2 separate regions of the Homo sapiens genome follow, and region 2 is linked to region 1. Evidence: read pairs that join two places in POLR2A ChIA-PET (ENCODE). Cell type or tissue: OCI-LY7. All regions are shown on one strand. Links, peaks and the distances in the headings refer to the core of each region. The heading gives the core; the rest is flanking DNA. Region 1 has its middle 7.8 kb from the start of RAPGEF5. Region 2 overlaps RAPGEF5 (Rap guanine nucleotide exchange factor 5).

Region 1 (12,536 bases), core at 3,301-7,300:
GGCGCCTGTAGTTCCAGCTACTCGGGAGGCTGAGGCAGGAGAATGGCGTGAACCCGGCAGGCGGAGCTTGCAGTGAGCCAAGATTGCGCCACTGCGCGACAGAGTGAGACTCCGTCTCAAAAAAGAAAAAAAAAAAGAGAGAAAGACATGAGAAAAACACAAAGGTGGTATCACACAGAACTCACTGGGCACTGAAAATATGTCATGCTAGTGAAGGGAAAGATGACATAATGAAGAAGTAAGAGAAGATACCAGAATGGATGCTAGTAACACACTGCAGAAGGCCTTAAACCCTGTCACCTTAAGCTGTGTGTGTTAACTGGAAAGGACTTTATAATAGGACTCCATAGTCCATTACAGTTTCCAAATACCTATCACATGCATTTATCCAAGGCTGAAATTGCATTTGTATGTTACCATGTCAGACTCTATCCGTTTTTACAGTGTTAAGATATTGCAGCTCCAGTTGGTAATTGGTCGTTGTCTTGAGCCCCAGAGTGCCACTCACCCCCATACCTCCAACTTCCCCATGACATACAACTAAAGGGTGAACACCTGGCCCACTAGAAGCCCTCCAGGACACTCAGATTAGTGGGTGCTTGCGCCCCATCACCCCAATGACAACATTGAATCATACCATGAACTTACTCTACTCCAAAGTAGAACACGTGTTCCGTCTCCTGGTCCAGGTTCCTGGTCTTCAAACCCATTCACACAGTTGCTCAATGCAAGGCCAGCATTCCTTAGATTCTATGGGATAGACCAAGCGTCTAAAGTTCAAGAAGGGCCTTTGGAAAATTGGTTTAGGTTAAGGTGATAAATGACAAATGCCATTTAGCTTCAGGATAAAAATAGGCAAACAACAGGGAATAGTAGGATGTGTACACAGAAGAGCCACGTCACTGTTTAACTCAAATCAAGCAACCTTTATACTCGCTGTGCCCTGTCTGGAATGAGAGTCCTCTGCAATGCTGTCCAACAGAACTTTCTACAATGATGCACATTTTCTGTTATCTGTTTTGCAGCTACTAGCCACATGTGACTGCTGAGCACTTGAAACATGGCTAGGGTGACTGAGGAACTGAATTTTTAACTTTGTTTAATTTTAATTCATATAAATTTAGATAGCAGCATATGGCTAGTGGCTACCATGTTGGATAGTGCAGTTCTAGAAATCCACATTTCTCTCAGTCAGTGTCTTCAGTTTTTAAATTCAAATGTCACCATTTCAGTGAGGCCTTCCATGACCATGTGATTTTAAATTGCAGTCTTTCCTATCCATTCCTTTCTTCATCCCCTTCCGAATGCCCCACAGAGCTTACCACCATCCATATTCTATATATTTTATTTATTTTGCCTATTGTCTGCCTCCCCACAACTAAAATGTATATGACATAAGGACAGGGCTTCTTTTCTCTTTTGTTCAGTATCTAGAACACATGAGTTGAATAATTCAATTATTTCATATATAAGAACTAAGTTTTTCAAACAGTTTAATCTGGATTTCTATACAAAATCTGATTTTGCAGTATGAAAGCTTATAAAAATGTAAATCATATAAAAATGGATTAGAATGAATAAGATCTACTGTTGGTAGCACAATAGGGTGACTATAGTTAAAAATAATTTACCGTATATTTTTAAATAACTAAAGGAGTGGAATTGGAATGTTCCTAACACAAAGAAATGATAAATGCTTCAGGTGATGGATAGCCCAATTACCCTGATTTGCTCATTACATATTCTATGCCTGTATCAAAACATCACATGTACCCCATAAATATGTACAGCTATGATTTACCCATAATAATAATAAATTTTTTTTGAGATGGAGTCTCGCTCTGTCACCAGGCTAAAGTGCAGTGGCACGATCTTGGCTTACTGCAACCCTCTGCCTCCTGGGTTCAAGCGATTCTCGTGCCTCAGCCTCCCGAGTAGCTGGGATTACAGGCACGCACCACCACACCCAGCTAATTTTTGTATTTTTAGTAGAGATGGGGTTTCACCATATTGGCCAGGATGGTCTCGATCTCCTGACCTCATGATCCGCCCGCTTTGGCCTCCCAAAGTGCTGGGATTACAGGCGTGAGCCACTGCGCCTGACCAAAAAAATTTCTTTTAATGTAAATCATATTTGTGCCAACCACACAAGTCAACGAGACCACTTGCCAGCCACTTGCAATTTTTCCTACAGGATGGGGTACCAGAGCTGAATTTTACTTAAGAGAATGAGATCATCAAAGTCAAAGTGTGTGTAAAGACCCATGGTAAGAAAACACAAATTTTAAGGCTATTGGCAGGATAGCGAAATTGAAGACCAGGAAGATAGCTCTGACAATGAGCTAGCTACAAAGTGATGAGGGCCTGAATTCATTGCGGCAATGGAAACAGAAATGAGGGGTTAGATGTTAGACAGTACAAAAGAAGGCTCCTTGGGCATAGGAGCAGTAGAAAAATACTTCAGATGGTGTTGTGGAGTGTATTGTCCAAAGATGGACAGTTCAGCATCTCCTATCTTCCAAGCTCTTCTGCAGTGTGATATTGCCACTCCCCCGAAAAGAGATGGAGTTTCTTTCTCCATCTCTTTGAATTTGAGCAGACTTTGTGATACAGGAGTTAAGAAGAAATCACTTAGGCAAATAGTAAGGGTATGGGAGTCCTTGGAAAGACTTTCCTTTATAATGAAAAGCAGTACCAAATCATTTTCTAACAAAGAGCAGCCTGTAAAGTGGAGCTGCAGATATAGACAAGCAAGCTGGGAGCTTGCACAGGTCAATGTCAGCAGGAACTAGGGTCTAAACATATTCAAGATGGCGGCTCCAACTTCCCTTTTCTCCCAGCCATGTGTACAGTGAGGACCAGAAAAGATGGTGCAGGCCAAAGGGAGAATTCATTTGCATAATAAGATTAGCATGGGGCGACCAGTCTTCCCCACTTGCTATGTAAACGTCACACCTGATCGAACCAGTCTGTGAGCCCTAGGTAAATCAGACACTGCCTCCTCAAACCGAACTATAAAATCCGGCACATCCACCACCAGCCAGTCTTTTCTGCTGGGAAGACCCCCCTTCTCTCTATAGAGAGAGCTGTTTTTCTTTCTCTTCTCTCCTGCCTATTAAACCTCCACTCCTAAACCCCTCATGTGTGTTCGTGTCCTAAATTTTCCTGGCACAGGAGGATGAACCCTGGGTATATACCCCAGACCATGTAGCCGTTTCACTTGTGAATGATCTGGCCAATAGAATAAACAGAGGTGACTTCACCTGTTCTGTAAATAGCCCTTGGTTGGCCTGGCAGCTTCCACTTCCTGCTGTCTTGGATTGCTTGGTCTTGGGATGTGCCTACTCAGAACCCAGCCTCCTTGCAGGGAGAAGCCCAAGCCACATGGAAGCCCTGTGGAGGTGATCTGGCAGCTGAGCTCCCAGTAAACAACCAACATGAATTGCTGCCAATTTGGGAGCTACTTTGGACACAGTCCAGCTGAGCCTTCAGATGACTCCTGTACTAGTGATGTCTGACTGCAATCGTATGTAAGGAGCTCAAGAAAAAACTACCTAGCTAAGCCCCATCAACCCACCAAACTGTGAGAGATGATAAAGTGTTTGAAGCCACTAAGTCTAGAGGTATTTGTTACATAACAATAGATGACCAGGACACATGGCTCAAAAAATGTGAAGAACATACTCCGTTGTGAATGAAAAGGATGGAAATTTATATCCATTTTTGTACATGCATGAAGAAACTCTGGAAACTTTTTCAAGTCGTTGGAATTGGGCACGTGGGGAAAGGAAAGGTGGGAGATTTTGCATGTACCACTTTTTATATTTTTTTGTTTTTTAGAACATGTGAATATATTACCTATCTTTAAAAATAAAAATTTTAAAAATGGCTCCAGATTTAGAGAAGTCAAAGAGGTAGGGGAAGCCGGTTTTGAGGGTTTAGTTTTATATAGCAGTTATACCAACTAAAGGGTGATCAGATGAAATTCCCACCAGCAAGAGGAGGAGGTGAGCTAGAAATGAAAAGAAAGGACTGGAGAGAGACAAGCAAGCTGGGAGCTTGCACGAGTGAATGCCAGCAGGAACTAGGGTCTAGACATGTTCAAGATGGCAGCTCCATCTTCCCTTCTCTGCTAGCCATGTGTTCAAAATCACAATGGTAAACAGTGGAGCTAGACCAGGGTGCTCAGGGGATAGAGGAGTAGCAGGGACACTCTGTCCCTTGCTAAGCTTGAAGAACATGCTGCAGGTGACTTTCCATCCCCAGTTGTATGGAATTTGGGGCACTGACTCTTATGGCTTCTCTCATTTAATTTTTGTGTTCCTATACAATTACTAAGAATGCTGAGGAAATCATCTGTGAGCTGGTCTTTCCCTTGTGTCATTCCATGCCCTGCCTACCTGTCTTCTTTTAAATGTATAGAATGCACATCAGCCTAATGAAGTCTCCCAACACCACAGCTGTTAGGACTTTGATAAGTCCTCTTTGGAATCCATCTCTTCCCAACATCTCCCATTTTTAAATTTACCCCCATTCAAGATGTTTTGCACTGGTTTAACAGCTCTCAAAAACAGAAAACTTGCATATAATTTTGTCTCTCTATTCAACCCTGCCAACCCTCCAGAATGTAATCACCAAAATGGATTAAATATGAGCACAACCTTCCCAAGGGCTAAGCTGGTTTTTGAGGGTTTAGTTTTATATATATATATATATATATATATATATATATATATATATATATATATATATATACACACACACACACACACATACACACACACACACACACACACATGTGTATATATATAAAAATATGTATATATGTATATATATAAATATGTATATATGTATATATATAAATATGTATATATAAATATGTATATATATGTGTATATGTGTGTGTGTGTATATATATATATGTGTATATATATATATATATAGCAGTTATACCAACTAAACTAAAGGGTGCCCAGATGAAACTTCAACCAGCAAGAAGAGGAGGTGAGCTAGAACTGAAGAGAAAGGACTGGAGAGAGAGAGATGCCAGTGTTCAAAATCATGATGGTAAACAGTGGAGCTAGACCAGGGTGCTCAGGGAATAGAGGAGTAGCAGGGACACTCTGTCTTTGCTAAGCTTGAAGAACATGCTGCAGGTGACTTTCCATCTCCATTTGTATGGAATTTCAGGCAGTGACTCTTATGGCTTCTCTCATTTAATTTTTGTGGCTTCTCTCATTTAATTTTAAGAGAACAAAAAGCAGATCCTTGCAGGAGAAACCCAAGTCTTCCCGTGCTGCCTCTGCTGAGAATGCCAGACAGAACGGTTTGAGTACTTGATACTAACTCTATTTTTATGTTATCTTATGGAATGAATATGCAATTGAGAGAAATGTAGCAAAATAAGGAAACATGTTTCCAACCTAAAAATGTTAAGCCTTATTCATTTTATTTCCGTTTTCAAGAATCATAAATGTAACTATCTGCTATCAGACTGTTCATGACAAACCTGTGTGACACTGTGCTATTATTTTTGTAGTACATCACGCACTATGCATCATGCAAATATCCCCCTTGGGGATGATAAACCTTCTTTATATTATTTGCATTGGTGGCTCCAGCCAGAGACAGTGGCTGATAGGCATGGGTGCCAGATGGGGGCTCCTCCCTATAAGTTCATCTTCTATTCATTCACTAATAATCTTGAAAAAAAGTCTGTCTGTTCATGCCATTTCATATGCTGTTTACTACCACCATCCTGGAAATTTCTTTTTTAAAGTCAGTTGTGCAAATTCACCAGGCCCTTTAGTACTTAGGACATTTTTGAAAAAAAAAAAAAAAAATCTATGTGGTTGAATGCCCAAGAAGACAGAGGAAAAGGGTGATAAGAGAACTAACTTAACCAACAGACAGCAAGAAAGCCAAGACAATGGTGTCCCTTCTTTGCTTGTGGAAATCTACTCATCTTTACACAGGTCAAACAGTAGCTCCTCCTAGAAGCCCTCTCTGTTCTTTCCATTTGGGATTAATCCTTCCTTGGTAAACCTCAGCATTTACCTAAAATTATGATTCCACATTTACCACCCGTGTTATCATAGTCTATCTCTGCATTTGAATTAAGTCAGATTGGCCCATCTCAGCTATGCAAGATTATAAACCCTTTGAGGGCAGAAATTATTCTTTTTTATATTCTCCTCTCGCATCTAATACAGTGGCTACCATGTACTAGATTATAAGCAAATAAATGCACGCATGAATGAATGCTGGATGGATGAACAAATGAATGAACAAAATCATGATTAGCTAAACACTGCAATCCTAAGTTAAGGAAAGCAAGACAGAGGTCTCAGCAGATGCAGAGTCTCTGAGGTTGTAGGAAAGTACATTATCCCATGGGTGATGGGAGGCTATAAATGGACACCAGATGGTGGCATGTTCAGATCAGCAGGGAAGGAAGATGATTTTAGCATCAATATGTAAAGTGCTTTAGAATAGGGAGACACTGAAAGCTGGGCAGCCGGCAAAGCAGGTTACAGGATCCCAGGCGTGAAGTATTAAAATGGTAATCCATAAGATCAAGTTCATGGAAGCTTCTTCTGTGCTTTCTTTTGCTATTTGTATCAGTGCATTCTGTGTACAGAATTTCTGTGCTAATCAAATGAAGTGGTGTTTGTAACGCTGTTTGCACACTTTAAAGCTCTGCACAGATAGCACTGCCTTTCTTATAGGATTGAAAGAGAAGGGGCAAATGAAATGATGCCCTGGATAAATCAGGGCCTGGACCAGGAAAATAGGAGAGAAGACAGTGGAAAAGGAAACAAGGATTCAAAGTCATGCCCACACAGAAATTAGAAGCCTTTAAGAATATGCTTCTCCTCTGTCTGTGAATGTTAAGCATTTGTAGCATTGATCCAAGCTAAATACAGAATGAGCTGTGAGCAAACCTGTCTTAGAGGGTACTGGCAACATTATATGAGCTCAGATTGGCTTTTGAAGATCTCGATCAGAAGATATAAATCTGGGCCGAAGTACACTGAAAGCAGCAGAAGGTGTCCCAAGTTCTTAAACATAAAGAAGCCTTTAGCTTAGAGAAAATGACAGCACTCAAGGAATGACAAGGGAGTTGTTTTCAAATATTTTGAACGTGTTGAAAAAGAATTGGACTCATTCTATGCAGAGTTAAGACCAAAGTGGGAAACTACAGAGAGAAAAGTTTCTTCTCAACATAATAAGTGTTTTTCTATCCATTTAAAGTCCTTTTTAAACCTGGAGTGGCCCCTGTCCTTGCAAAATGGGGAGCTTAGGCAGGATTTGGTGGGATTTTGTTTCATCAGATGGAGGATTGGACTAAATGACCTGTAATGTCCTTTCTAATCAAAGATTCAGTTATTTCACTGGCCCTAGTACATAATGAAGTGGCTATAGGGCAGGGATTCTCAGACAGTGATCTGAGGATTCTGGACTTGCTCAAAGCCCTTTCAGGGGTTTCCCAAGGGTCCTAATAACACTAAAATGTTACTTTCCCCCTTTTCTCTCATTCTCTCGTAAGTATACATGGGTGTTTTCCAGAGGCTAAAGACGCTGGATGTGGCAAAAGACAGAACGTAGGACCAGATACAAGAATTTAGCTGCTTCTCTTAAGCTAGACATTTAAAGAAATTAGTGAAAGTGTAAAACAATGCCAGCCCTCTCACTAAATTTTGTTTTGATTTGGAAAACAGTTATTTTTCATAAAACATATTTATAACAGCATATAATCAGTTCATTTACTATATAAATATTTTGAAGAAATTTCTCAGTTTTAAACTTTAATATGATAAGCATTCATAGATACAGCTATAACCCACATAGATAAAAGGTCTTTGGGGTTCTATATAATTTAAGAGTGTAGAGGGGTCTTGAAACCAAAAAATTTGAGAACTGCTATTATAGGGCATGGTTAAAAAAATTATCTCTGATACTAGGAAAGGAAGGAGATCTGAACAGGCTGAAAAGCTTTCTGCCTTCCCCGCTTCCCAGCTACCTTCATGGAGCTAATATCACTTTTATCCTGACACAGAACTAGTGACTTCCTCAAAGGTGAGTACTCTGCAGACCTAGGGTGGTAAAATAGAACACCCATGCTCTGGCATCAGATAGGCCTAGGTTCAAAACCAGGTCTTTCCACCTTCTAGGTATGTGCCCTCAAGTTACTTGGTCTGAGCTTCTACCTTCTGTTCTAACACCTATACAACCAGGTTGTTGAGAAGATTAGACCAAATATGTGCGAAGCCTCTCATCGGTGAGGTGGCTTGTAAACTACAGCCAGTGCTCTTCTTGGCACCATGTTGTCTCCATATTGCTGGTGGTGTAGTTATTTAATTCCCAGTCAGTCCCAGGGAAGCCGCATAACCTGATGAATAAACCATGGTCCAGATACGATTTTCATCAACTTTCCTTTGCCACACATTCCCCACTCTAGGCAAACTCCGCATCTTCAGATGGGTTATTCTTGAAGCACCTTGTTCACTGCCAACAATGAAAGTATAACTTTTTCATCCTTTATACTCTAAATACAGTTGTAGGGAAGTTGAACAGACATTGAACATAGAGTTGAAAACCCTGAATTAAGTCTTACATTTATGATTTATTAGCTCTGTGACTTTAGCCAAACACTTCACCTCTCTGAGCCTGTTTCTTTATCTGTAAAATAGAGATAATAAAATCCAACCTTCAGGTGGTTCTGAAGGCTAAACGATGCCTATGAATGCCTATGATAGTTAACCCTGTTAACCATCAGAATATGCATAAATGTCAGTGGCTATTAATAAATCTCACCTCTTCTATGTTCAGAAGTGGTGGAAATGAAAAAAAGAATCCACAATGAATATTTAATCAAAAGTATCTCCATACAAACACACATACATACACATTTATTGGATAGTCATATGAAATTTGCATATATTTTTACAAGCACCCAAACTCTGTAAATGGTTTTGGTCAATCTCCCAAATTTGTTTTCCTATTCTTAAGCTTCATATCAAGCCCAATAAAGTGAAACACTAAGGCTTATGTAAATGCTTTATTTATAAATAAACCTACTTGAAAGAGGTAATATTGATAAGAGGAGCATAACTTTAAAAAGAATAACTTTCTTTTTAAAAATTTAAATGTGACACTCTTCTGATTCTGTCTCTACAACGAGGTCCCTAGAGAGGGAGGGTTAAAGGAAGAGACACTCAAAGGGGTAATAATTCCTAACTGCTATTAGCAGAGCTGAATCTGTTATCTTCAGGTGCTCTATTATGTCCATTCATTCAGAAATGGGAAAAGCTGGCTGGGCACGGTGGCTCACGCCTGTGAGTGGCTCCCAGAACTTTGGGAGGCCTAGGTGGGTGGATCACTTGAGGTCAGGAGTTTGAGACCAGCCTGGCCAACATGGTGAAACCCTATCTCTACTAAAAATACAAAAATTAGCCAGGTGTGGTGGCATGCGCCTATAGTCCCAGCTACTCAGGAGGCTGAGGTGGGAGGATCACTTGAGCCTGGGAGGCAGAGGCTGCAGTGAGCCAAGATCATATCACTGCACTCCAGCCTGGGCAACGGAGTGAGACTCTGTCTTGGAAAAAAAAAAAAAAAGTAGGAAAAGATGTTAGTCATAAAGTTTCTGTTTATTCCAGGTGAAATGTCAAAACCTTCATGGTTAAGGCTGAGAGAGTTTGACTCAGTTCGCCAGTCCATTCAGGGAGAGCTAGTCCCCTGGGGTATCTGTATATTTGTTATCTTTGACTGCTCTTTGGCTGTAAACTTCTTGGGGGTTGATGTCATCCTTTCTGAATATTACTTTATAGAATAGTTTTCTGCATAGTGGGTATTACATGGAATTGTAATTACATGATTCCAGATAAAAACTGATAGTTTCACTTTTCTAATATGTAGATTGAAACATTCTTTCAGATACTTTTTATAATGGCAACAATGGAATTTTGTACTTATTTAAACAGGAGACTCAGGACTTAATTGTTTATAAAGTTTTAATAGTTTTTCTCAGAGTATATGGACAAGATACATTTTTAGGTCTCTATAGTGTCGACATTAGAAGAGAACATGAAATAAATTCAAGAGTCCATGAAATCATAGAAAAGACTTGGAAACATCGTTGTTTTATCTTATTTCCCTTCTTTCTCACCACATTTCCTTATAGTTTCTAATTCTAAATGAGCAGCACTATTGTATGGTGGTCTCCGGAGCCATACTGGCTGGATTCAAATCCTCCTTCTGCCTTTAACCAATCATGAGATGTTTAATGGGCCACATCTTTGGAATCAGTTCTCTCGTTTGTAAAATTGGAATGATTTTAGGAGCTGTCTCACAGAATCATTGTGGGAATAAATGGGTCATTATTTGTCAAGCACTTAGAATGGAGCTGGCACAGTCAGTATAAGTGTGTTAGAGATTATCTTCATCATTCTTTACAGTCTGGAGTCCATAGGTTTTACAGGGGCTGGGAGCCTCCTTATATGAAAAATGCCTGTGTACTTTTCTGGCAAAAAGACACAGGCTTCATCAGACTTTCAAAGTAATGAATCTAATAAGGAAATCTTCTAAGACCTACAGTATTTGGGGCAGAGCCTAACTTCCTAAATATGAGCATGCATAGACAGACCAAAAACAAGACAGATGTAAGCTGCCTCGTTTACGCTACGAGGCGTTTATTGTGAATTCAACTGCAATGCAAAGGATTGCTCTTTATCTTAGAGGATACCTAACTAGTAGAAATGGACATTCCCCACCACCACCAAAAGACACAAACCTGAAAATGAGCAAAGGTCACTTCCCACATCAGTGTTTGTGAGGTGGACCAATATCTTCTGGCAAGGGGATTTTGGGAGGGATTGGAGGCAGTCATCTTGGGAAGGGACAATTCTAATGGAATTCCAAAATATCTGTTTATGCTCAAATCTTAAAAATACCCTGAAGAAGAGACAATCAGCACAGGATCAGATGTGAGAGGTAAAATGGGAGAGGAGAAAATACCCAAATAAAACATTTGCAGGAGGCAACTTTATTTTTTGTTTGAATTTTGCATTTGTCTTTCTAAGGCAGCACAGATCCTCCATGAGAAGAAAAACAGATGGAATGGCAGCATTTTGTGTCTGTCTTCTGGAGCGTTTACTAGAGAATTCACGGCTCCTTATAGTTACTGATGGGTATGCATTTGGATGAATTTTCTGCCATGACAACAGGTAATCCTCATAAAATGTCAGTCCCTAACAAGAGGGCAGAGATGTTGCTTTTCTAGCCTTTCTGCCTTTGAGTTTGCATATTAATAGCCTTGAATAGCTACTCAGTGTTCTAAATAATTGAAACTGCTTTGCTTGATATCTACTTTATGATTGTTGCTTTAAAAATGACTAATTCTTGGCAGGGCACAGTGGCTCATGCCTGTAATCCCAGCACTTTGGGAGGCCGAAGTAGGTGGATCACCTGAGGTCAGGAGTTTGACACCAACCTGGCCAGCATGGTTAAACCCCATCTGTACTAAAAAAATACAAAAACTAGCCGGGCATGGTGACGGGCGCCTGTAGTCCCAGCTACTCAGGAGGCTGAAGCAGGCGAATCCCCTGAACTTGGGAGGCGGAGGTTGCAGTGAGCCAAGATCATGCCACTTTACTCCAGCCTGGGCAACAGAGCGAGACTCCATCTCAAAAAAAAAAAAAAAAAAAAAAGAAAAAGAAAAAAAGAGAAAAGAAAAAGAAAAAGAAAAAAAGATTATTTTCCCTGGACAATTTTGACAACTTCCTGAAATGGGCCTTATGTGCTTGAAAATCTCACTGTTGGTCCACATTAGATATCTATAGAATCAAATTAAATATGATGCTGATTTTGCCTTATGGAAGATATCAATATTTAATGTTCTTTTGTTTTCCTTTCTGGTTTAATCATCGATCATGCCTTGCAATCAAATAATCAATATTTATAGAACATCAGGAAACAGGAGGCAGAGTTGCCTGGAATATTAAGAACTAAGATCAGGACAACTTGGAGGTATCACAGTGACAGGCTGTGAAACAACCTAGGCTACAAAATAGTGAAAACAGGAATGGAAAGGAAAGGCAGAGCTGAGACCTATTGAAGCAAAATCCCAGAAGATGATGATATGGGACAGAGGAGATGAAAGAAAGGATTCAGGCGAAGGTGATACTGGCTCTCCACAAGCTGCCCAATGCAGTCCTGGTGTTCAGTGCTTTTGTCAAGAATAATTAGATCAAATCAAATCCTCCGTCTCAACAAACTCATTTGACATCATTAAAATAAAACAAAAACAAATAAGCACTTTTAAATTTTGGAAAACAAACTCTGGAAAACTGAACAAGGAATTTTGTGCTTCACCATTCACTGCTGACTCCTTTTGCATTAAGTCCAAACTAATACCCCAACAGGTTGATAGGTGAAATTATCCTACTGAACATGTTTCAAAGACAGACAGGATTAAGACCATCATCTTTTCACAGAATGGCCTACTTCAAAGGAAGCCCATTCAAATGTAATAGCTG
Region 2 (12,536 bases), core at 4,638-8,637, 93 kb before region 1:
TTTCTACTTTCTGTTAAAAAAAATGCAACAGATATTCTTCTATCTTAATCTTTACATGCATCTCTGATTATGTCCTACAGCCAGACCTCCAGTCATATAAACCTATTGGATTATAGAGTTACTGGAATATACTGAACAACTGCTTTCCTGAAAAACTATGAATTTATGTCCCCATCATTAGTACAAGTGTATGAGATCACTTTACTCTGTCCCTGAGAAGTTGCCAAAATTGTATTCACATTCCAAACTCCATTGATCAAATAAGTAAGGAAAACAGACATGCTAATATCATACAGTGACATCACAACATAATAAAATTGACTTCATACCAGTCTTTGACATTATGCAATCTAACATGTGTGGGTCTTGCTTGCTCATCTTCATCTCCCTCCACCTCCAGAAAGTTGAAACTTCTTCATCTGACATTGCAAAGCTACCTCTCTCAGCCTCATTCACTTGCCTCCTTGCAGTCTCTCGAACCCATCTGGCATAATGTGTCCACCCAAATACTCTGTGGATAGCCACAGGACTCACTCCCTCACCAACTTCAGGTCTTGGCTCAAAAATCTCTAAATCAGAGGCTTTCCAATCCCACTCTGTGTAAATCAGCCACCCCTTCTCCAGCCTCCCTATCTGTATTTACTTGCTCTTTCTCTGGCAATGACATGCTACAACTTTTTTATTACTTCTCTACTTTATTCTGAAATTTTAAAAAATCAAATCCTATCCTTCAAGACACTGTCATCCCAACTTGTACGGACTGTACATTTGTCTCTTTATCATGACGAGAATCAAGATCAGCTCCAGCAAAATTTATTTCCAGGCCCTCCCTCCTGCAATCTTTTTTTTAGAGTTACTTTTTTGATAAATAATAATTGTACATATTTGTATGGTACATGATATTTTAATACATGCAAATATTGTATAATAATCAAATCAGGGTAGTTGGGATATCCATCACCTCAAACATATATCATTTGTATTGAGAACATTTCAAATCTTCTTCTCTCGCTATTTTGCAATATACAATAAATTATTGATAACTATATCCACGATACTGTGCTATTGAACAGTAGAGAATTTACTCCGTCTAACTATACTTTTGTACCCATTAACCAACTCTTCATCCCTCCTACCCTTGCCAGCCTCTAGCAACCATCATTCTACTCTCTATCTCAATGAGATCAACTTTTCTCGCTGCCACATATGAGTGAAAACATGCAGTATTTGTCTTTCTGTGCCTAGCTTATTTCACTTAACATAATGTCCTCCAGGCTTATCCATGATGCTACAAATGACAGGCTTTATTCCTTTTCGTGGCTGAATAATATTTCATTGTGTATACGTGCCAAATTTTCTTTATCCATTTATCTATTGATACATACTTGATTCCACATCTTGCCTATTGTGAACAGCGCTGCAATAAATATGGGAGTGCAGATATCTCTTTGATACACTGATTTCCATGGGATTGCTGAATCCTATGGTAGTTCTATTTTGACATTTTTGAAGAACCTCCATACTGTTTCCCATAGTGGCTGTACTAATTTAACATTCCCACCAACAGTTTATGAGAGTTTCCCTTTTTCCACATTCTTGCCAGCATCTATTATTTTTTGTGTTTTTGATAACAGCCATTCTAGCTGGGATGAGGAGAAATCTCAATGTGATTTTGATTTGCATTTCCCTCCTGCAATCTTTATTGATGTCCTTTCTCTACATTGGCCTCCACCTCTGCAAATATAATGCTGTTCACTGGGGAGCCTTATTCATGCTGCCTTCTGTTCAATACCCAAGATTGCTATTCCTTGCATCCTCCTTCCCATCACCTTTATAGCTTCCAGTCTCTATGTCCTCAACATCTGCCAAACCAACAAAGAAAGTAATATGAATGTAATAAGCTAATTCACTCTAAGGTATTTTGGTTCAAATAGTAACTGAGAAAAAATCAAATTCTTAGGGTTTCTAACTGGAAAAAGAAAGATATAAAATGTACAGTTTGTGTTGCTGAGACATTTCCATTCCATTTTATTTCTTCAAGTTTGGTCATCACTTTGATTTTGTCATAGTCTTTTCGCCTGAAACGTCTTATTCTAGTTTAACATTATCCAAGAAGTACCTCCCTTCTGATTTTCATTCCATTCAGCATTGACCTCCTCCCGCAGCAAAGGATGCCTCCTACTGACATTCCTCCCATCTAAGCAAGCATTTTTCTACTTCAGTGAGTCTCCATTTCATATTGAATTCTAACAGATTATGCTTTTTTCTCCTTTAAAATGTATTTGAAAGCCCCCTTTTCCTTTCCACATGTTACTTCCACAGATTATATCCTATAGGTATGAGGAATCAGACCTATCAATCAATCCTAGGAATAATGTTTGCTTTGAAATCTCATTAAGCAATTCAATTATTCTTAGAAGAAACTACTTTGAGATTTTTTTAAAGCCTTATAAAAAAGACCACCTCTATAGTACCCATTGTCCTTTGTCATTAAGATACATAATTACAAGGTGATCGGCTTACTTTGTCATGTACCTAGATCCTTATATGGTTGCAATGGACTTCAAACATATTTTTAACTTTAAATTTCATTTTTTCTTGAAATCAAAAATAGATTAGAGCAAAGCAGTGACATTTTATCTTAAAGAACTACATATAACATCCTGTGCTATTCTGATGGTAGAACAAATGATTTTTAAAAACAAATGGTATAATTCTTTGCATTCTACACCATAACTTCCTGAGATACACTCAACTGCACACTACCAGATGATATGTGAAATACCCCCAAAGAATTAGAATCTTCCTCCAGCCCCATAAAAGATGACTTACCAGACTTCCTTGCTTTCAAAGCAATAACAGCTGCTAGCTCTCTCTGCACCTAATAAAATATTAGGGGGGAAAATCAAATTAGAAGAAGAAAAATGTAGCCATCAAAAGCAGTACTTTGTTCTTAGATATCCAACCCAAATTCAGAGCTGTTTCAATTAAACCTAAGTTTGCTGCCAGCACTTTTTTGATTTTTGCTTGTTTTTAGTACATGGAAAAACCTCTGCATATAAACTTTTAGAAGAATCATATTGAATTACTTTTTTAAAAGTTACACAGTTGCCAGAATGTATACATTGTAAAACACTGGTATCTACCCTGTGATGATGGGAAGTACCTAAAAAAAAACTATATAATATTCAGATATAATGCAATTATGAATTATTAAAATATACATGATACCATAATAAAGATTAAATATTACTTATCCCTCAAAGATGCTAGTTTATAAAGAAATTCTAGTAAAGTTGATATAGGTAATCCTGGTTTAATTGGACCTCTGCTCAAATATAATGAATGTTCACTGCAAGTCTGACAGGTTTACAGCAACCATTTTGGATAATATGCCACATAAAAGCAAGCATCATCAATGCATAGGGCAGGTGAAATGGGAATATACTAGATGACCTTTAAAATCCTAAATGTCTTTAACCCTACTCACTTGTCCAAAGTTTTTAGCACTTACTCTCACTCTCATCCTTCCCACTTTGAACACTTAAATCCGTCCTTGAAAACATTTTCAAAGCAGAACACGAAACAGTGACAAAAATAAGCACAGTCACTTTCAAAGATAACATGAAGGTATCAATAAAAATTCCATAATGAGGAAGCTCTCTCCCCTTCAGGACACAAACTCTTAAACTCAGAAGTTTGTGTGTTCAGGTGTTTGGAACTGGTGATGATGGGTTTTTTTTTTTCGGCGGGTGGGGGTATCAGGCAGCAGAATATATTGCAGTAATGACACTTTAAAGGGAGTTCAAGGTTAAATTGCAGATTTGCTATTCAAATTAACATAATCTACATTCATTTACTGGAAGGCAAGTGTAGCAATATGCTAGACCCTGAGACTCCACATAGGACTGGCTTTCTCAACAGCCAGGGCATTATCACCCCTGCAGAAGGCAGCTTGTCCCATCTGTCTTTATTGCTGCACTTTCCCTGATGGGCTAAGTGAAAGTCATTCAAAAATGCATAGTCTTGATTTAGCTGATTCTTTGACACTGTAAGATTCTCTCAGGAAAATTACACGGCAGTGAGAAGACAATCTTTGACACCGTAAGATTCTCTCAGGAAAATTACATGGCAGTGAGAAGACAATCAGTCCCTCTCCAACCTTAGGAGTTTGAGCTCTGAAAATGCTCACAGTTGGAAAGTTTACAGTTAAAGAACTTAGTGGGAAGAGTACTGAGGCAGACAGAAGTGATGAATGACCACAAGAAAACCTTCGTAAGTACTGGTATGCATACTCAAATAAATTTAAAAAGCATCGAAGTAAAAATATCAATTACTGCATATTTTACATATTTTAAATTGTTTGTAAGGTTTATTGTAGTATTACCAGTTCTTTTTAGGATTTTCTTCATTCACAGTGTCACAAATATTTGGAGTTGGGACAAAGAGGCAGATTATAAACATTCACAAGGGTCTTGTCAATGGTTTCTAGATTCTATGATCTCCCAGGGAAAACCCCACTGTGGCACACACACAGGGAGAAGGCAGAGATGGAAAATCATGCACGAGGTGGATCACTTAATTTGCTCACAACGGATCGAAACCAGTCATCTCCAGCTTCCTCTTTTAATTTTCCACACCTGAATTCCCTTTATGGGATTCTCAGTTTTTCCTTTTCCAATTAGAAAATGATGCCCAAAATAGAAACAGCTCAGAAAAGGAAAGGATTATATTCCCACCACTGTATAACACTACAGCTTTTCAAAGAGTTGACAGAGAAAGAAAGGAAAGAATGAGATGAGCGAGCAAAAAATGGAGCATTTCCGGGGCACTTGGGAGGGTGAGAGACAGGCAGTGAGAAAGGCATGAAGAACTTCACAGTTCAACTTAGAACCTAGGCTGCTTTTTTACATAAAATAAATGAGATTACTGTACTGTACTACACTACATCAACTGAACCTCTGCCATGGGAGGATACGAGTATTTTATGCAAAGGAGGATGTACGATAGCTTCCGTGTTTCTGCATTGGGAGGGAAAAAGTTTTTGACAAAAAAAAAAAAAAAAAAAAGAAACCCAAAGATAGGTTAGTCTTCCTACAAGACGCAAAGGGGAAAGTGCTGATCAAGCAGACCACACACTGGGTAAGATCCCTTTCATGCTGCTACAGCATCTTCACAGTTCTTTTTTGTTTTTTTAAATGACCTAGCAATCAATCATTTAAAGTTGTGTGACTAATGCCTATATTTTGGCTGGAAACTCCACTGAGGCAGGGACCTGTTTGCCTTTTCTTCACATTATCCTGGGCAATTGACACTCACTCATTAGCCCACAAGAGGTGGTTGAAGAGACAACCCTATTTATACAAAGACAGAAGGAGAAAACACAGAAAGGACCGAGGGGAGAGAAAAAACTTCCCGAGGGAGGACAATGAAAATTCAGAGAAGGCATTCCCATCATAAGTTACTCCCAGCAGAAATCTTCAGAACATGTTAGAAGGATTCAAAGCTGGCCTTTGCAAATAATTGTTAGGTTTATATGAAACTGAATTGAAAACTAAAACTCTGAGCAATTACACAAACAGGGACTACACTTTTCTTTGTGTGTTAATAAGGGACCTGTTGGCACTGGAAAAGAAATGTCATACTCCAGTGCCAGTTGAGCCTTCAAATAACTGAGGCTCTGGCTGACATTCTGACCACAACCTCCTGAGACACCCTGAGCAGGAACTACCTAGCTAAGGTGCTTCCCAACTCCTAACATGTGGGGGATCAGTCAGATTGGTGGGAAAAACTATAGGGAAAGGACACAAACCTTCTGAAAGGTCGAAAGGTTCTGCAGAGCCCCGGAGGAGAACAGGTGAAGGCAGCTGTTCTATAAAACTGAGGCAGAGGGCAAGGAGTAGGTACAAAAGAATGTGGGGGAATTTATCTTAAACAAGCTTGCTTACTTGTGTTGACCAGGAACTGACCTTTGATCATCTATGTACACCTGACATTCCCTGAAAGGCGAACAATGAATGTTAATTACCTACAGGTAGTGTTGGCTCCAGGTTTTTGGCACTGTGCCTGCACTGAATAAAAGCAAGCAGCTCCAGCTTCTCAGGGCTGCTCTCTGGCCACTAGAGCCAGGCAGTCACCTAGGTGCTCTCACACTGCTTACCTGTGTCTGAGTACTCATTTCATCCATCTGCCACAGTCTGTGAGACAGACCCGGTACCAACATAATAAATACACGTTGTTTCAAATCTGTAGATTCTGGAGTCATTTGTTATGCTGAAGAGTCTTTTATAAGACAATGATGATTTTTCTACTGTAATCTAACTGTGTTGTTGGCTAACCTGAGTTCCTCTCACCATGCCTGAAATAGAGCCACTGTTGGGTTAGGCTTGAGAAATGTACCAAATGTAGTAGAACCATGTTCTGATACTGGCCATGGTTTTTATCCAATGAGGATACAAAACCACTGCCTAGGTCATTAGAAAAAAATGCATTGTTCTTAATCTGACAGAAACAGTAAATTATTAGCTTGGCTTTTCCTGTCATAACCCTTCCCTACTATAATCCTTAACTCCTTTTCAGAACTCCCTGGGACTAGATGTATTTCAGAATTCAAAATTTTACAAATTTCAGAAAGGTATCTTCAGTGAGGTCTGGGGCAGCAACTTGTAGTCAGATACATTAATATTTCTTCCATGAAATGCATTACTATTCAAATCAAATGGGATAAAGGAAGACTAGAAAAAGCCTAGAGTTTTGCCACCAAATATGTTCAGTTTTGGTTGGATTTTGCCACCAAGTTAGTTATGAAGAACTTTTGTTTTTCAGAGTTTTTCTAATGTAGGACTGTGAATAAGGGACTGTAAACCTCTACTAGTGTTACATTAAAGTTTCCCTCCCTCATCTTTTTCTCATGTTTCTTCTTTCCCAATTGCTATTTGGTCACTACTTTTGGTCTACTTACTGGGAAATGCTTTCTTTAAATAGCTTGAGTTTTCATCTAGTTCAGCAGTTCTCAAACTTGACTGCACATTAGAATCATTTGGAGAGGTTTAAAAAAAATACTGATATTTAGGCCCCAACTAAATCAGAATCTCGGGATTGAACCAGGCATCAGTGTGCATTGTTGTTTCCAAGATTCCTAGGTGATTCTATTGCATCCAGGGTGAGAAATCACTGCTCTATTCAACAAGTATCTTACTTTCTCCAAGGCCCCATATTTCGACCTTCATTTCAACTGAAAATTTTTAGTCTGTACTTTGTCCTCCTCTAATTTAATTCATTTGTAAAGGAACGTGGCCTTCACTGTATTTAGATATAAAATTATGCTATAATCCAATCAAATAAGATTCACTTACTATAGTAGCAGTTCGACAGACAAGATTTATTCAAGTACAAAGAAAATTGCAAGGAGGCTTTTAAGAACCTTCAAGTTTAATTTAAAATATAGTTTACTCAATATAAAACAACTATGCAATTCAAAACACTTGCAGCTGACAGTTATATTTGGCCTTGTAAATGTCTAAATAGAGGACGATTAAAGGACTGATAAAACATATCCCAAATTTTTCCCTCTCCCCTAGTTACCCAACAGAAACTAGAGTCAGAAACATGTTGAAATGTTTTGGCTTTCTATCTTGGATAACCAACATGGCTGTTCACAAAATAGCCTTGACATTCAGTGAGAATCAGAGTCAGTCTTATGTCCAGCATTCTGTCTTCTTTTTCCTCTGGCAGTTTAGTAGTGCCTTTGGTCTTAAAATCCAAAGGCTCCCAGACCTGTTTTGCATCAAAGCTAAGATTCAAGCAAACTCTGAGTGACAGAGAGTTTCTCCATGGGAGAGGTTAACTGAGAAGACATGAGCAGGCTTGCTGGAAGAGGAGGCCCTTGAAAGCAAGGTATGAAGCTCAATTAGAAAGTCAAGGAAAGTTGGGCCGGGCGCGGTGGCTCATGCCTGCAATCCCAGCACTTTGGGAGGTCGAGGTGGGCAGATCATGAGGTCAGGAGTTCGAGACCAGCCTGACCAACATGAGGAAACTCCATCTCTACTAAAAATACAAAAAAATTAGCCGAGTATGGTGCACGCACCCGTAATCTCAGCTACTCGGGAGGCCTAGGCAGGAGAATCACTTGAACCCGGGAGGCGGAGGTTGCAGTGAGCTGAGACCACGCCATTGCACTTCAGCCTGGGCAACAGAGCAAGACTCCGTCTCAAAAAAAAAAAAAAAAAAAAAGAAGGAAAAAAAAGAAAAAAAAATCAAGGAAACTCATTTTGAGAGGACAGAGCAATATTAGCAAAGGTCTTAGTTACCAAAGCGTTGTCCTTACAAATTAATTTTTAATAGAATTGCCAATTCACAAATTCCCTAAAGGCTTTTAGTAAATCTATTAATCTTAGAAACATTTAAATTTTGATGCCATGATAGAAATGTTTTTAAAATACAGAGCCCATTTTTCTCAATTTCCTAAACTAAATGTAAGAAGAAACATAATCTAATATTCTTCCATGTTTTATTCCCAAAAAATATACAACTTTTAAGCCATTATATAATGTTAAGCTAGTATGGACTTTAAGAATTCTAGAAAAAATAAATAAATATGCTTCTTAAGAACCGTACTTTTATTTTTTATTTTCTTATTTTTTTGAGACAAGGTTTCGCTCTGTTGCCCAGGCTGGAGTGCAGTGGTACGATCTCAGCTCACTGCAACCTCTGCCTTCTGGGGTCAAGCAATCCTCCCACCTCAGTCTCCTGAGTAGCTGGGACTACAGGCGCCTGCCACCATGCCCAGCTAATTTGTTTGTATGTTTTTGTACAGATGGGGTTTCACCATGTTGTCCAGGCTGATCTTGAACCCCTGACCTCAAGTGATCTGCCCACCTCAGCCTCCCAGAGTGCTGGGATTGCAGGCGTGAGCCACCATGCCCAGCCAAGAAACTACTGTTCTCCACCAAATAGTTTATTTAACAGATAGTTATTTCCCCAATAACTGCTGTCATCACATCAAAGAGGTGTTTGTTAAGCATGCTGTGATGATAAAATGTATCTATCCTTACTCATCTGTTTCAAGGCACTTAGGAGTATTTTTTTTTTTTTTTTTTTTTTTTTGAGACAGAGTCTGGCTCTGTCGCCCAGGCTTGAGTGCAGTGGCGCAATCTCGGCTCACTGCAAGCTCCGCCTCCCGGGTTCACGCCATTCTCCCGCCTCAGCCTCCTGAGTAGCTGGGACTACAGGCGCCCACCACCGCGCCCGGCTAATTTTTTGTATTTTTAGTAGAGACGGGGTTTCACCATGTTAGCCAGGATGGTCTCGATCTCCTGACCTTGTGATCCGCCCGCCTCGGCCTCCCAAAGTGCTGGGATTACAGGCGTGAGCCACCGCGCCCGGCCAGGGGTATTTTTAAATCACTTAAATAGACTTGTTTAATGCAAACAAATATGCATGTTAACTTTATTGTAACTGAGATAATAGCTGGCCATTTAAAGACTAATATATGTAGAAGTGATCTGAAACTAACAAAATGAACTGGAATAGTCTTCTACGATTTTAAACGTCTATTAAGTCTGCTACACATGCACCTAATATGATAGAGGTTCACATTAAAAAGATCTGATAGTTGAGTACAAGCATACTTTGAGTTAATGGGAGTTGGATTACTTAGAATGGATAACAGTGTTTTTAGGAATATTACTAGAGGTATATTCAGGTCACACACACAAAAAATGGACTCCAGAAAGATCAACATCTGGATTGCATTTGGTTTTGTTAAGGTCCATGAGGAGTAGATAGTATCCACAGGAGAATGACCAGGAGATAGTCACCTCCCTGTAGTTCAACTTGACGAACACAGCCATCCTCATTTACCTTGTCATCTCTGCACAACTTGACTATTACTCACTCCCTTTTTCTTAACCATTGGGATTCCATGGCATCCCATGCTCCAGGTTTTCTCCTTCCTCTCTGGCTACTGCTTCTCTTCTCCAAAGGCTCCCCTTCTTCTGCCTTTTATAAAGACTTTGATGTCCCTTAGTGATTTATCCTCAACCCTCTTGACCTTCTTCTCTTTCCATTCACTCACATGACTTCAATTATATTTGCATTTCCAGCCCATATTTCCTGGGCCCTAGATCCCCATAGCCATCTACCTTCTGGACCTGAAAGTCCCACTTAGTGGCTCAAACTCAACATTTCCAAAGGTGAATTCACTTTTTCTTTTTTTGAGACTGGGTCTCACTCTGTCACCCAGGCTGGAGTGCAGTGGTCCAATCATGGCTCACTGCAGCCTCCATGACCAGGGCTCAAGCAATTCTCCTGCCTCAGCCTCCCGAGTACCTGAGAGGACAGGCACACACCACCAGGCCTGGCTAATTTTTTAATTATTTTTAGAGATGACATCTTGTTATGTTGCCCAGACTGGTCTTAAACTCCTGGGCTCAAGCAATCCTCCTGCCTCAGCCTCCTAAAGTACTGGGATTACAGCAGTGAGCCACTGAACCTAGACTGAAGTCACTTTTTTACCAATTCCGCTGCACTCCACAAATCTGCTCCATGAATGGCACCATCAGACACCATAGTCCCAAGCCAGGAAATAAGGTATCCCTGATTTAGCTCAGCCCATCACTGTCTCCTACTCAGGCCTCTGTCTCTAATTTTTCTCTCTCCATCCCACATCATTCTCTACTCTGCAGTCAGACTAAATCATCCTAAAATATAAATTTTATAATATTATATCTTTTCCCAAAAAACTCTTCAAAGATTTCTCCATGACACTATGACAGAGTCCAATGTCTGATACTGCATATATAGCGTTCTTCTGGTCGGGTCTTCAGTATCATCTCTATCTCCATTCCTCCTTCCAAAATCCATGCTCGAAGCTTATTAAAATATGGCATTTGCTATTCCCTGGATGGACTATGCTCTCTCTTTGCCCCAGGTCTTTTCACATATTCTGTCTGGAATGCCTCCCCACCTCCCCGCCTTGTATGGCTGTCACTTACTTACCCTTCAGATCCCAACTTAGGTACCATCTTCTCCTGAGCGCCACTCACCTCTCCTGTGTGAAGTCCTGTTTATACTCCAATAGCACTCTATACTTGTTTCAATTATAGCATGTATCACACTCTAATGAAATCTCCTCTTTAGCTGGAGGGCTCCAAAACTAGTTTATAAGCCCGCTGAAATGGACTTCTTTATTCATCATTATGAACCTGACTCCTGGCACCATTCCTGGTACATACGTTTGTGATCAAGAACACAAGTAAAATGTTTACAGTTGTTACTGAGAAGGTGTAGGGGGAACATGATCATTAACTTCAAGTATTTCAAAGTCTGAGGCTGAAATTCAGACCAATGGAGAGAAGTTGCAAAAGGACATGTTTTAGCTCAATGTAAGAACTTTCAAATACCCAGAACTGTCCACAGTGGAAATGGTCTATTGAATTTGTGAGATTCAATAGGAGATGCTTTACATGGGAAGGTATATATCAGAAGTGCCCCAAGGATTGTTCTAAAGATTTGTTTTAAGAATGTCTCATTTCCTAATGACCCCACTACCAAAAGAGAACAAGCATGTTCTCTTTGGAGACCATGGGGGTTGTTCATGTCACCTGGGAGTTGGTGACATATGTCAGCCTGCAGTTGAACAGCTGGTGATGTTATGGCCATCTAATCCACCTCACAGAAATAGAGGTGGTACAAATCTGAATGAATAGATAAAAAATAACTGTTGGAAACCATTTCCTGTCGTGGAAATCTCATGAATTTCATGGTACAAACAACAGAAGAAACTACAGATGTTTACAAGAACTCAGAAGAACAAGCTAACGACACTAACATCTTTTCAAAAGAGCAGGTGTATCTGTGTCTTCAGTTTTCAAAGCTGCTCTTACAACCTCTGATTGGTAATTTCTCTGAAGCCCTAACTGCTGATCTACCTGAATTTCCTGATAAATAAAAATTTGTATATAAAATGTATTTTAAGGAAATAAGTCTATATTAGACATTTTAATTTTTGTTGTAATAATAAAATAAAACGTTATGTTTACATAATTAAAATTTTAATTTTTATGTCTCAAGTTACTTTTTTTGGTGTTTTCTGGTAGACCCAGCGTATTATTCAATCTACAAAAAGCTCATAAATGATTCTCAGGTGGATTTTCATGATATAGTTTATTTAACAAAGCATCTCCAAAGCCATAATATAATTTTTAAACTCATGTCTTACTACGTCTTTTATTCTATGTTACACACCATTCCATACATATCTTTTCTCAATCATCGTGCCCTTTGGAGGTAAGATTATAAACTACAGCAACTGTGTAACTACATCAACAGTGAAGTCCCAGACATTCTAGGGATCTTCTATGGTAGCAATCTCTCATTTGTAGGGACAGATTCCTGTAGAACCTTGTAGGGATGTTACATTACAAAGACTGATATTGGGATAAACTCAGATTAGCGAAGACTGTTTCCAGCTAGAAATTCTACGCATAAAAACTGCTAACAAGTGAAGCCTCCTAGAAGACCAAGATTCAGAACCC

Evidence for each region. Peaks named below come from ENCODE experiments on the same cell type or tissue, not always from the same donor. Only the 100,000 strongest peaks of a DNase experiment are listed, where the experiment ranks them.
Region 2: POLR2A ChIA-PET joins it to region 1 with 9 read pairs; 3 of 35 experiments call an interaction of 5 or more read pairs at or near these places.

The regions. Positions count from the first base shown.
Region 1 is chr7:22,358,643-22,371,178 of GRCh38, forward strand. No RefSeq gene overlaps it. Among named protein-coding and RNA genes, the nearest start is that of RAPGEF5, 7.8 kb to the left of the region's middle. In OCI-LY7, for the core only: no CTCF peak of the experiment used is centred there; a DNase peak (open chromatin) is centred at 5,589; H3K4me3 peaks cover 843 bases; H3K27ac peaks cover 367 bases.
Region 2 is chr7:22,264,132-22,276,667 of GRCh38, forward strand. It overlaps RAPGEF5 (Rap guanine nucleotide exchange factor 5), which reads right to left. Exons shown (of 26, transcript NM_012294.5): 7 at 2,833-2,881. Among named protein-coding and RNA genes, the nearest start is that of RAPGEF5, 87 kb to the right of the region's middle. In OCI-LY7, for the core only: no CTCF peak of the experiment used is centred there; no DNase peak of the experiment used is centred there; H3K27ac peaks cover 939 bases.